Linked DNA regions of Homo sapiens: region 2 is linked to region 1. Evidence: chromatin contacts called from ENCODE Hi-C or POLR2A ChIA-PET data. All regions are on one chromosome and are shown on one strand. Each heading gives the region's core, a stretch centred on a gene start or an enhancer-like site at or near the end of the contact. The rest is flanking DNA. Distances are from core to core; before and after follow the strand shown. Region 1 overlaps GTF2IRD1 (GTF2I repeat domain containing 1). Region 2 overlaps POR (cytochrome p450 oxidoreductase).

What was found. Hi-C counts contacts between places; a loop is a spot of excess contacts on that map. ChIA-PET counts read pairs that join two places held with the same protein, here RNA polymerase II (POLR2A).
Region 2: a map of gastrocnemius medialis shows a loop between it and region 1 (3-fold over the local background). The contact joins two enhancer-like sites. A Hi-C loop is called at or near these places in 1 of 168 maps with a recorded cell type or tissue (gastrocnemius medialis). POLR2A ChIA-PET finds 5 or more read pairs at or near these places in 2 of 52 experiments (HEK293 and activated CD4-positive, alpha-beta T cell).

Annotation. Positions count from the first base shown.
Region 1 is chr7:74,476,756-74,482,060 of GRCh38, forward strand. The region is part of intron 1 of GTF2IRD1 (GTF2I repeat domain containing 1); the gene reads left to right. Among named protein-coding and RNA genes, the nearest start is that of GTF2IRD1, 26 kb to the left of the region's middle. RefSeq lists enhancers at 1,159-1,740, 1,741-2,323, 3,584-3,633, 3,684-3,733, 3,744-3,793. Within about 2 kb of position 3,321, at least 29 of the 41 ENCODE cell types and tissues checked have a DNase peak (open chromatin) inside an H3K27ac peak, as active enhancers do; they include gastrocnemius medialis, where a contact is called at or near this core.
Region 2 is chr7:75,962,135-75,967,551 of GRCh38, forward strand. All of the region lies in intron 2 of POR (cytochrome p450 oxidoreductase), which reads left to right. Among named protein-coding and RNA genes, the nearest start is that of SNORA14A, 21 kb to the left of the region's middle. RefSeq lists an enhancer at 4,585-5,417. Within about 2 kb of position 4,132, at least 19 of the 41 ENCODE cell types and tissues checked have a DNase peak (open chromatin) inside an H3K27ac peak, as active enhancers do; they include gastrocnemius medialis, where a contact is called at or near this core.

The sequences.
Region 1 (5,305 bases), core at 2,071-4,570:
CATCCTGGATGTGCCCACGCCTGGTCACTCCCCACATGAGGAGCTGATGATCTTTGGTCACCGTTTATAAACTTTAGCTTCTCTTTCCTCACCCAGGAGCTCCAGGGCAAGGAGTGGGCCTGATTCACCCCCGTTCAGGGACTGGGTCCTAACAGGTGTGGTGAAAATGAGCACTTAGTCAGCGTCCCACAGCATCTAAAAGACGGGAACAAGGGCTGAGGATGTGGGTAGGCCCAAGACTGGAAATAGGGAAGCCTCTGGAATGGGGACTAGAAGATGAAAGGGCTCTGGAAGATGGGGCATCCAAGTGTTTAAAGCAAGAACGGGGCTGGGCGTGGTGGATCGCGCCTGTAATCCCAGCACTTTGGGAGGCTGAGGAGGGAGGATCACTTGAGGCCAGGAGTTTGAGACCAGCCTGGCCAACATGGTGAAACCCCATCTCTACTAAAAATACAAAAATTAGCCACACATGCCAGTGCGCACCTGTAATCCCCGCTACTCAAGAGGCTGAGTCAGGAGAATCACTTGAACCTGAGAGACAGAGGTTGCAGTGAGCTAAGATCGCACCAGTGCACTCCAGCCTGGGCGACAGTTTTTTTTTTGTGTCCAAAAAAAAAAGAGGTGCGGGGAGGGCCAGAGGGCATTTGGGGTGGGACGGGGCAGGGCAGGGCTGGGTGACTGGAATGGGGTGACTATAATGAATGCTTTGGAGTAGGTCAGGGCAGGTGGGGAGGCCAGATGCCAGGGGAGGGAGGGGGCATGGGGATCCTTCCATCTGGGGCCAAGGATGGCAAGGCCCTCAGACAACTTCTAGCCCAGGTTCTCCATTGACAGATGGAGAAACTGAGGCCCAGGGAGGGGCAGTGCTAGTGCTGAGGTTTTACATAGCAGGTGGGCTGTTCCCCAGCCCACTGCAGGGCATAGCCTGCCCTGGGACACCTGTCCTCACCCGTTGGCTCAGTGGTTGCAGGGGCATGGGTGGGTAGAGGTCGGGGAGTGAGCCGGCTCAGGCGGGCAGGGCTGGGGGCCCCGTGAGCCAGCGCCCCAGGATTAGATCACCCACGAGTAATGGGCTTTTTTCCGTCCAGCCTTTTCCCGACAAGAAAAGGCCTGATGTTCCTCATCCGTGTTGTTCTGAGAAGGCATGTTTATGTCTGGCAAGCGAAGGGTTCTTGGGAGACAGGATCCCAGGGCCCCCCTGCACTGCCTGGCCCCAGGGGTTGGCACCGCCCCAGAGCTGGTTTCCTCCCACTGTCTCCTGACACCCAGCCCCCACGCTTTTCAGATGCCTGCCTGAGAACAAATAAATACTTCTGCACCATGCACATGAGCTCAGATAAGCCTCCGGGGCTCAGCCAGAACTGGGGGCACCAAATGCCCGGGTTCCCTGACCCCTAGCTGGGTGCCAAGCCTGCATTTCCCACCCAGCACTCCCCAACCGCCCCTTGCGTGGAGGGACAGAGATATACTGTGAGCAACACGGGACCTGATGTCAGGGGTGGACAGCAGCTCGGCGGGTGATGTCAGCTTGAGCAATCGTCCCCGTCATCACTGCTGTTAAGTGAGCGGGCACTTGGTGTCCCCAGGCCCAGCGCCAGGCCCTGTTCACACATTCTCACGTGGGGCTCTCACAGAGCTGAGAGCAGTAGAATTACCATCACCCTTTTGCTCAGTGGGGAGAGGAAAGTTTGAGCATTGTGTGTGTGTGTGTGTGTTTAGAGACAGGGTCTTGCTCTGTCACCCAGGCTGGAGTGCAGTGGTGCGATCATAGCTCACTGTAGCCTAGAACTCTTGGGCTCAAGCGATCCTCCCACCTCATCCTCCTGAGTAGCTGGGATTACAGGCACATGCCACCACGCCCAACTAATTTTTATGCTTTTAGTAGAGATGGGGTTTCACCATGTTGGCCAGGCTGGTCTCAAACTCCTGGCCTCAACTGAACCACCCACCTCAGCCTCCCAAAGTGCTGGGATTATAGGCATGAGCCACCAGCCCCACCTTTTTTTTTGAGATAGGGTCTTGCTGTATTGTCCAGGCTGGAGTGCAGTAGCGTGATCATGGCTCACTGCAACCTCTGCCTCCTGGGCCCAAGCAACCCTCCCACCCCAGCCTCTGGAGTAGCTGGGACTACAGGCACATGCTATCACACTAGGCTAATTAAAAAAAAAAAAATTATAGAGATGGGGTCTCACTATGTTGCCCAGGCTGGTCTCAAACTCCTGGGATCAGAAACCTGGTGGTCATTCCAGGTGCCTCCCTTGGGACCCCCCGTCGCCAGCTCCTGGTCCCAAAGCTCTGCCCCGTCCTCCATCCCCTGCTGCTGTCTGCTTCATGCCTGGCTGTCTCTGGCCTGGGCTGTCGCAGAGACTTGGCAACTCCTGGCTCCCCAACTCCAAGCATGACCCGACAGTTCCTCCGCCGTAGCTTCCTGGGATCCCCCTCACTGCCCACGTCTCACCCCTGCCCCACACCCTGCAGCGAGGCTGACCTTCCGAGATCCTTGGCCTCACCCCAATGGCCACGCTGGTCTCTGCCCACCACTTCCTGCCCTGCCCTGCACACTCCAGCCATGCAGAGCTGGATTTGTTCCCCACCCACCCACCCACTCCCACAGCCTCTGGCCCCGCTCAGGCCCGACCAGGACACGTGGGCGGCCCAGGCTGGCGGTTGGGTTTCCTGGGCAGCCAGTAATTTGGCACTCCTTCAAACAGGTCTTTATTTATTCAGCATTTATTTCTAGGGGAGGTGGGTGCTGCGGTGGGGCAGGGAAGGCGCCTCCCTTGTAGAAGAGCAGGGCCTGGGCACAGTGCCTGTCTCCCCTCCTCACCTGCAAACGCCAACTCCCCTGGGAGGGTCCCGGCAGCTCAGGTGTCACCTCCTCCAGGAAGCCCCACCCTGACTGCCTCACCCGCCGTCCTGGGCTTCTTCCATGCCACTTATTTTTATCTTTCACTGAAGCATAATTTACTTCCAGTAAAGTACATGAGTACATGAATCTTTTTTTTTTTTTTTTTTTTTTGGAGACAGAGTCCTGCTCTGTCATCTAGGCTGGAGTGGCGTGGTCTTGGCTCATTGCAACGTCCCCATCCTGGGTTCAAACAATTCTCCTGTCTCAGCCTCCTGAGTGGCTTATAGGCGCGTCCACCATGCCCAGCTAATTTTTGTATTTTTAGTAGAGACGGGGTTTTGCCATGTTGGCCAGGCTGGTCTCAAACTCCTGACCTCAAGTGATCTGCCCGCCTCGGCCTCCCTAAGTGCTGGGATTACAGTCGTGAGCCATCGCACCCAGCCCAAGTACATAAATCTTAAGCATCCCGTGTGATGAATTTTCCCCCGACTTGTATACTCATGTAACCATCACTCAGCTCAAATCCTTGCACTGTGTTTTAATCTTTTTTTTTTTTCCCAGTAGTCTATTTTTTTGGTCATTTTCCCTGCCAGCCTGGGAATCCTTCAAGGGCAGGAGCACCTGCTGTTGGGCCCTGTGCGGTGTGGGACACAGTGTGAGAGAGTATTGGTGCCTGTGAGCTGGTGGCTGTGTCCCCACCCCTGTGATTGTCCCCACGTGTGTGTGTGACGGAGGCTGTGGCCGTGGGAACATGTGGATCTGTGAGCCTGGCCAGGGGCCCCAGTGCAGGGGCAAGCGCCCCCTCCTCCACTGGAAGAGAGCCTTGTCCGATCCCCCAGCCAAGGGCCTTTGCAGGGAGCCGTGGCCCTGCTGGAGAGTCCCCGCCGGCTGACAGCCCGGAGATTAGTCTCCAAGGCCACAACGCCAGTTGCCATAGGCACGCAGGCCCGCGTCAGGACTGCGATTTCTCATCCTGGTCACGCAGGCAGGCGGCCGCCCCTGCCCGCCTGCCAGGAGCCAGGCTCAGGCTTTAAATAACAAGGGTGGAAACCTGAACCGCGGAGCCGTCTGCCCGGCGGATCCTGGCCTCCCCTCCTGGTAGAGCAGGCATGGGGCGGCCTGGACCCCGCATACTGCCGGCGGCGGCGGAGTCCCTCCGTGCCCGCCCCGGGGGACGGGAGAGAAATGGAGAAACCTGAGTTTGGGGGCTCTCTTTGAGTGCTCCTAGTACCTGATGCACAGCCCGAGCTGAGAGGAGACAGCCCCTTTTCCTAAATCCCGTCCTCCACGTGGAGGAAGGACGCCCTACCTTCCAGAAGCCTAGATGAAGGGCAGATGGGGCTTCGCATGGCCAGGCCTCAGATCGGCTTCCCCCAGCCCCTCCAGGGAAGAGGCAGGCGGCTCCCTCACTTCCCCTTGGAAGGCAGCATGAATCCCTGTACTTCCTGGACTGCCCCTTTGCCCCCGCCTGGGGCCAACTTTCCTGTCATGGGGTGGAGCAGCTGTGTTGGATGGTTGGTTTTGCTTTTTGTTTTGCTCTATTTTTTATTTAAAAGGAAAATTTTTTTAGAAATGAGGTCTTGCTCTATCGCCCAGGCTGGAGTGCAGTGGCGCAATCCCAGTTCGATGCATTCTTGAACTCCTGGGCTCAAGCCATCCTCCCACCTCAGCTTTCTGAGTAGCTGTGACGACAGGCGCGTGCCACCACGCCCGGCTCATATTTTAAATTTTTTGTTAGAGATGGGGTCTTGCGATGTTGCCCAGGCTGGTCTCAAACTCTTGGCCTCAGGCAATCCTCCTGCTTCTCTGGCTCCCAGAGTGTTGGGATTACAGGAGTGAGCCACCACGCCCAGCCTGCTTTTGTTTTTAAAGGATGAGGTTTCTGTTGTTTCTTTCCAAATTGTAAAAGTAATACTTACCTTAGGTGACTTAGAAAATACAGAAAAGTAGAGGGAAGCAAAGTCAGGCATGGATCCCACCCTGAGATGCACGGTCTGGAGTTTGCATCCCGGGCTGCACTGTGTATGCCCCTGAGGTCATCCTGTCCAGTGTTGGAATCAGCCTCTGCTGGGCATCAGGTTGCCTGCACCTACTCCTTGTTTATATGTGGGTGTGTGTATCTGTGGATGTACCAAGTGAAAGCTTTGGGGAAACATCTTTGCATGTAAATCTTTGCATTTGGGATAATTAACTCAGGATTAATTTATAGAATTATAAGTCCTGGAGCGAAGGGTGGGAACAGAGTTAAAATTGAACTTCCTGAAACACGTCACAGCGTCACCAAATCGCTTGGCTGGGAGGACTGTGTGCACCCAGGGCCCTTCTGTGGGGTGGGCCAGGATTTAGTGTGAAACTCATGGCTGCTAGGCTGGGAAGAGCTCGACCACAGGTGTGGGGTTTTGTCTCCAGTGACATTCCCAGCTGGCTCTTGCAGCCCCTGCCCTAGTGACAGCATGG
Region 2 (5,417 bases), core at 2,882-5,381, 1.5 Mb after region 1:
CATAGTTCCCTGATTGACTGATGTTTGATTTTGTTTAACAGTTTTTGTTTGTTTAATTCAGGATCTAAACAAGACCCATACACTGCAGTTGATTAATAAATCTTTCGTTTGGGAGAGGTCAGGTATATTCAGGTATAATTTGCATACAGTAAAATGCCCCCCTCCTCCCTTTTTTTTGAGACAGGGTCTTGCTCTGTCACCCAGGCTGGAGTGCAGGGGTGTGATCAGGGCTCACTACAGCCTCTACCTCCCAGGCTTAAGGGGATCGTCCCATCTCAGCCCCCTGAGTAGCTGGGGCTACGGGCATGTGCCACCATACTCGGCTAATTTTTATTTTTAATTTTAGTAGAGACAAAGTCTCACTATGTTGCCCAGGCTGGTCTTGTTCGAACGTCTGAGTTCAAGTGATCCTCTTGCCTCAGCCTCCCAAAGTGCTAGGATTAGGATTACAGGCATGAGCCACTGCACTGGGCCAACATTTTCCTCTTTAAGTGCACCAGTTCATGAGTCTTGACAGATGTATGTGATTCTGTAATCAGTATCATAATCGAAATCTAGAACATTTCATCACTCCGAAACAGTCCTGTCCTACCTCTTTGCAATCATCCTCCTCCATCGGGTAATCAGCCTCTGGCAACTGCCAATCTTATTTCTGTCCCTGTAGTTTAACATTTTCCAAAGCGTCACATAAATGGAATGATAGCACCGTGGGCTGCTGTGCCAGCGGTTTTTCCTTAGCGACACGTCAGCTCCCTTTCCATTCCTAAGCTTCCCTTCCATCCCGTTTCTTCCTTGAAACATCATTTGTATCACAGTTTCCCACAGTCTGGATTTTCCTGATTACGTCCCCCTGGAGATTGCTTTTGAAAAGCCACAAAAGATCTCATTTTCCTGAGTGACCTTCCTTTTGGGGCCTGTTCTTGACAGAAAGCCCGGGAGGCCAGGGGTCAGGGCTGCCAGCATCACGTGTCTGTTTTTTATCTCCTGAGTGCCAACAGATGGGAAGTGGATCTGGGGGTCTTGCCACATCCAGTTCAGGGTCACTTTCTCTGTAGTGAGGTCCTTGGCTCCATCGAGCATGAAAAGAGAAATACAAATGAGACTGACAAAGAGGAAAGCATTAGGGGAAGCCTGTGGCCACGAGAGTAGACGGTGCAGGGGGCCCACTGCCTCCCGCTGCTGTGGGAACGGCGAGGACATGGGCCAGGGTGTTTCTGCCACTTCTGCAAGCACAGCTCTGGGTTTTCTGCTGCCATCTGACCTCCAAAGGGACCTCGCCTCCTCTCCTTCCTTTCCTGGTCCCTGATGAGATGGGGGAGGTTTCTGTCACTCTGACAAGTGCTTGAAACTCCAGACATGGGCTGTCGGGAACTGTCGGGTACTGCCGTGCAGAGCGCATGTTGTCTGACCTCCTGACTTCACTGGGCCCTGTCGGGTGCAGGAGAGGGAGCTGTGGATGGCACAGTGGGACATGTGCTCTACTGGCCTGGGGGTGGTGGGAATGCAGAGGAGGGGTATCCCCCATTGGGGGTGTGTCAGGGATGAGATGCCCCCACAGGAGCCTAGGAGGCCAAGTGTGGAGGCTGGGAGGTGAGGACACGCGGGGCTGTTCCAAGGGAGCCACATGCTGGTAGAGCCCAGGCACAGGTCACCAAGGGAGTCAGGGGTCGTGGGGGGTCAGAGGTCATAAAAGGAGTTGGGGTCACCAAGGAAGTCAGGTCATGGAGGGAGCTGACACAGGAGAGCATCTTAGAGGGCCTTGGGACCTTCCAAGGGGTATGGATTTTTTTCCCCAGCTTTATTGAGGTATAAATGACAAAAATTATATATATTTATCAGAGCATCTAAGTTTTTTTCTTTTTCTTTCTTTCTTTTTTTTTTTTGAGATGGAGTCTTACTCTGTGGCCCAGGCTGGAGTTCAGTGGCACAATCTTGGCTCACTGCAACCTCTGCCTCCTGGGTCCAAGTGATTCTCCTGCCTCAGCTTCCTGAGTAGCTGGGACTACAGGTGCCTGCCACCACGCCCAGCTAATTTTTGTATTTTGAGTAGAGATGGGGTTTCACCATGTTGACCGGGCTGGTCTTGAACTCCTGACCTCAAGTGATCCACCCACCTCAGCCTCCCAAAGTGTTGGGATTACAGGCGTGAGCCACCATGCCCAGCCTAAGCATTTTTCTTTTTTTCTTTTTGAGACTAAGTCTCGCTCCTGTCCCCCAGGCTGAAGTGCAATGGCGCAATCTCGGCTCACTGCCACCTCCGCCTCCCGGCTTCAGGCGATTCTCCTGCTTCAGCCTCCCGAGTAGCTGGGATTACAGGCGCCTGCCACCACACCCGGCTAATTTTTGTATTTTTAGTAGAGACGGGGTTTCACCATATTGGCCAGGCTGATCTCGAACTGCTGACCTCAGGTGATCCGCCTGCCTCAGCCTTCCAAAGTGTTGGGATTACAGGTGTGAGCCACCGCACCAGGCCAGCATTTTTCTTTCTTTGTAAATTTTATTTTTCCCAGCTTTAAAATGACATAATTGACAAATAAAAATTTTATACATATATTTAAAATTATGTAAGTTCAAAGTATACAGTGTGATGTTCTGATATACGTATCTTAGCTGAGCATGGTGGCTTACACCTGTAATACCAGCTACTTGGGAGGCTGAGGCGAGAGGATCACTTGAAGCCAGGAGGTCAAGGCCAGCTTGGGCAACATAGCAAGACATCGACTCTACAAAAACTTAAAAATAAATTCAAAAATTAGCTGGGCATGGTGGTGTGGACCTGTCATCGCAGCACTTTGGGAGGCTGAGGCAGGAGTTGGAGGCTGCAGTGAGCTGTGGTCACGCCACTGCACTCCAGCCTGGGCAACGGAGCGAACCCCGTCTCTAGAAAAACTAAAAAATCAATTTAAAAAAATGACATATGTGGATGACGCTAACAGGGAGCTGGGGAAGCCTGTGTAGGATGGCGGTGTCTGGAGAGCGGTGGCCCCATGAAGCGCCATTTGGAGCTGGAGTGGAGGGAGCTGACTTGGAAGCAGGAAGATGGGCCAGGAGGCTGCTGGCCTCAGCCTAGCAGAAATTGACCAGGGCCGCTCGGCACAGATGGAGAGCCGAGTGCAAATGCAGGTGTCAGTGGATCAGAGAAAGGGCTCCAAGCCAGTGCTTTTGAAAACATAATTCTGGGACCCTCATCACCCACCAGAGGTGATGTTCTTATCTCCATTTTACAAATGGCAGTGCTGATCCCAGGAGAGGGTGAGTGACCTGGTCAAGGCTGACGTTAGCACATGAGAGCTGGGATTCCAGCCTGGGGCTTCCTGCACCACGCTTTTGCTCCCTCGGACCCCTAGCTCTTGTCATGGCCACCCCAGCCCACCCCTCCTTTCCATCCCCTTTGATTGCACACAATAGCAGAGCCACTTTGTGCCAGATCAGATGATCTTACTGTCTGAGGGTATGGCCTTTTCTTTCTGTCACCGATGGGCTGAATAACCCTGAGTTTCTCTTCTCTGTCTCCGGAAAATTAGCCCTAGTCCTGGCCACCCCCTGGCTCAGGGTCACTGCTGAGGTCGTCAGAAGAGCATCAAGGCTTTTGCGTGTGTGGAACAGCACAGCAGGCTTTCTGAGCTTCACAGACTTGCTCACGGAGTCCTGATGTGAACACGTGCTGGAGGACATGGTCGGGGGGAATGAGGGAGCGGCAGCCCACCAGAGCCTTAGAGCATCCTGAGGACACGGCCCCAGGATCCTTGGGAAGGGCTGTGAGATGTGCTGCCTGAACGTGCCCGGGGCGCACTGCAGACAGGGTAAAGCCGGGGGAGGTGCACCTTGCTTGGGGAGCAGACAGGAACCCCGGGTGCTGGGCCACTGGGCCCTGGAGCTTTCACAGGCCTGGAGTTGAATTACCGCTTCACCCACCCTGAGCCTCACTGCCTTGTCAAGGTGGATAGAAACCCTTGCGCACTGCACAGGGTGGTGAGGATTAAACAAAATAAAATAGAAAGCTTCTTGAATGCTAGCCAGCATGCAGTAGGCACTCAGTAAGAAGTCATTCCCTTCGCCTGTTTTGTCTCTGACCTGTGGCCACTCACACCTGCTTTCACCTCCCCCTGCCTGTAGCCAGCTGTCTCCAGCAGCTGCCCTCCCCACGTGTTCATCAGAGTCCCTGTCCGCAGAGACAGCTGCTGGCTTCTGTCTGAGCTCCAGCAAACCACTTTCTGTTTTCACCAAAGACTGGCGTTTCCAACCATTAGCCCCATGCCACAAGGCTCTGAAGGTCAAGAAATCTGGGTCCGCCTAGCAGAGCCCACTCTCCGTCCTGCCAGAGCAGGCTGCCCCCAGCTCTGCTGCCATCGTGCCTCTGTGCCTCAGCCGCCACCCCTTCTCTCGCCGTGGGCACCCATGACCCTGGAGCCTGGAGAACTTGGCAGTAGACGCTAGGTTCTGAAAGGGAGCTGGTCCAAAGCAGCTTCCCCATGTGTTGCTAAGGGCAGGGGACAGTCTCAGGAGAAATCGAGTCCGCTGCAGAAAATCCAACCGGATTTGCAGTTTCCAGAAATGTTCCTCAGCGTCGCCTGTGACGGGAACAAAATGAACCGCACATCTCGGTTCATCTCGGTCCAAGTGACTCAGTGCTTTTCCCGCCCTCCCTCATCTTCCCCACGCAGTGGACTACAGCTGACTTCTGATCCTGAACCCAGAAAGACTCCTGCTCCCAATTTAGGCGTGGAGAGCCTTAATTGGAACCTTTCATGCTCCGTTCTGGAGCCACGTGGTCTGTGTGCTCCAGGCCTGGGACAGCTGCCACCTCTGTACGGCTGGAGCCTTGGGCTTTCTGGTTTTGTTTGTTTTTTCTTGAGACAGGGTCTCACTCTGTCAACCAGGTTGGAGTGCAGTGGCACAATCTTGGCTCACTGCAACCTTCACCTCAGCCTTCAGGCTCAAGTGATCCTCCTACCTCAGCCTCCCAAGTAGCTGGGATCACAGACGCACACCTCTACACCCGGCTAATTTTTGTATTTTTGGTAGAGACAGGCTGTTTCGCCATGTTGCCCAGGCTGGCCTCAAACTCCTGAGCTATGGCGTCCACCCACCTCGGCCTCCCAAAGTGCTGTACTGGTGTGAGCCACTGCACTCCGCCGAGCCTTGGGCTTTCGGATGGGCTGTTTGCACTCGGGAACCTCAGAAGGGTGCTCCCCAAGACAGAACATCACCACTGCAAACGGAGCCCACCTTGCCAGGCATTTCCCCAACTGCCCTGATGGGAGGGGAAGGTGTGTCTTTCATGGCACACAGGATGCTTCCCGCTGACATGGACCCAGTGTCTTAAGCTCTGTTTGCCCGCAATTCTTTTGTGTGGGGGAAGACAGGGACCAGACTTAATTTAATGTGATTGTGTGGCGCCCTGGCAGTGGGATCAG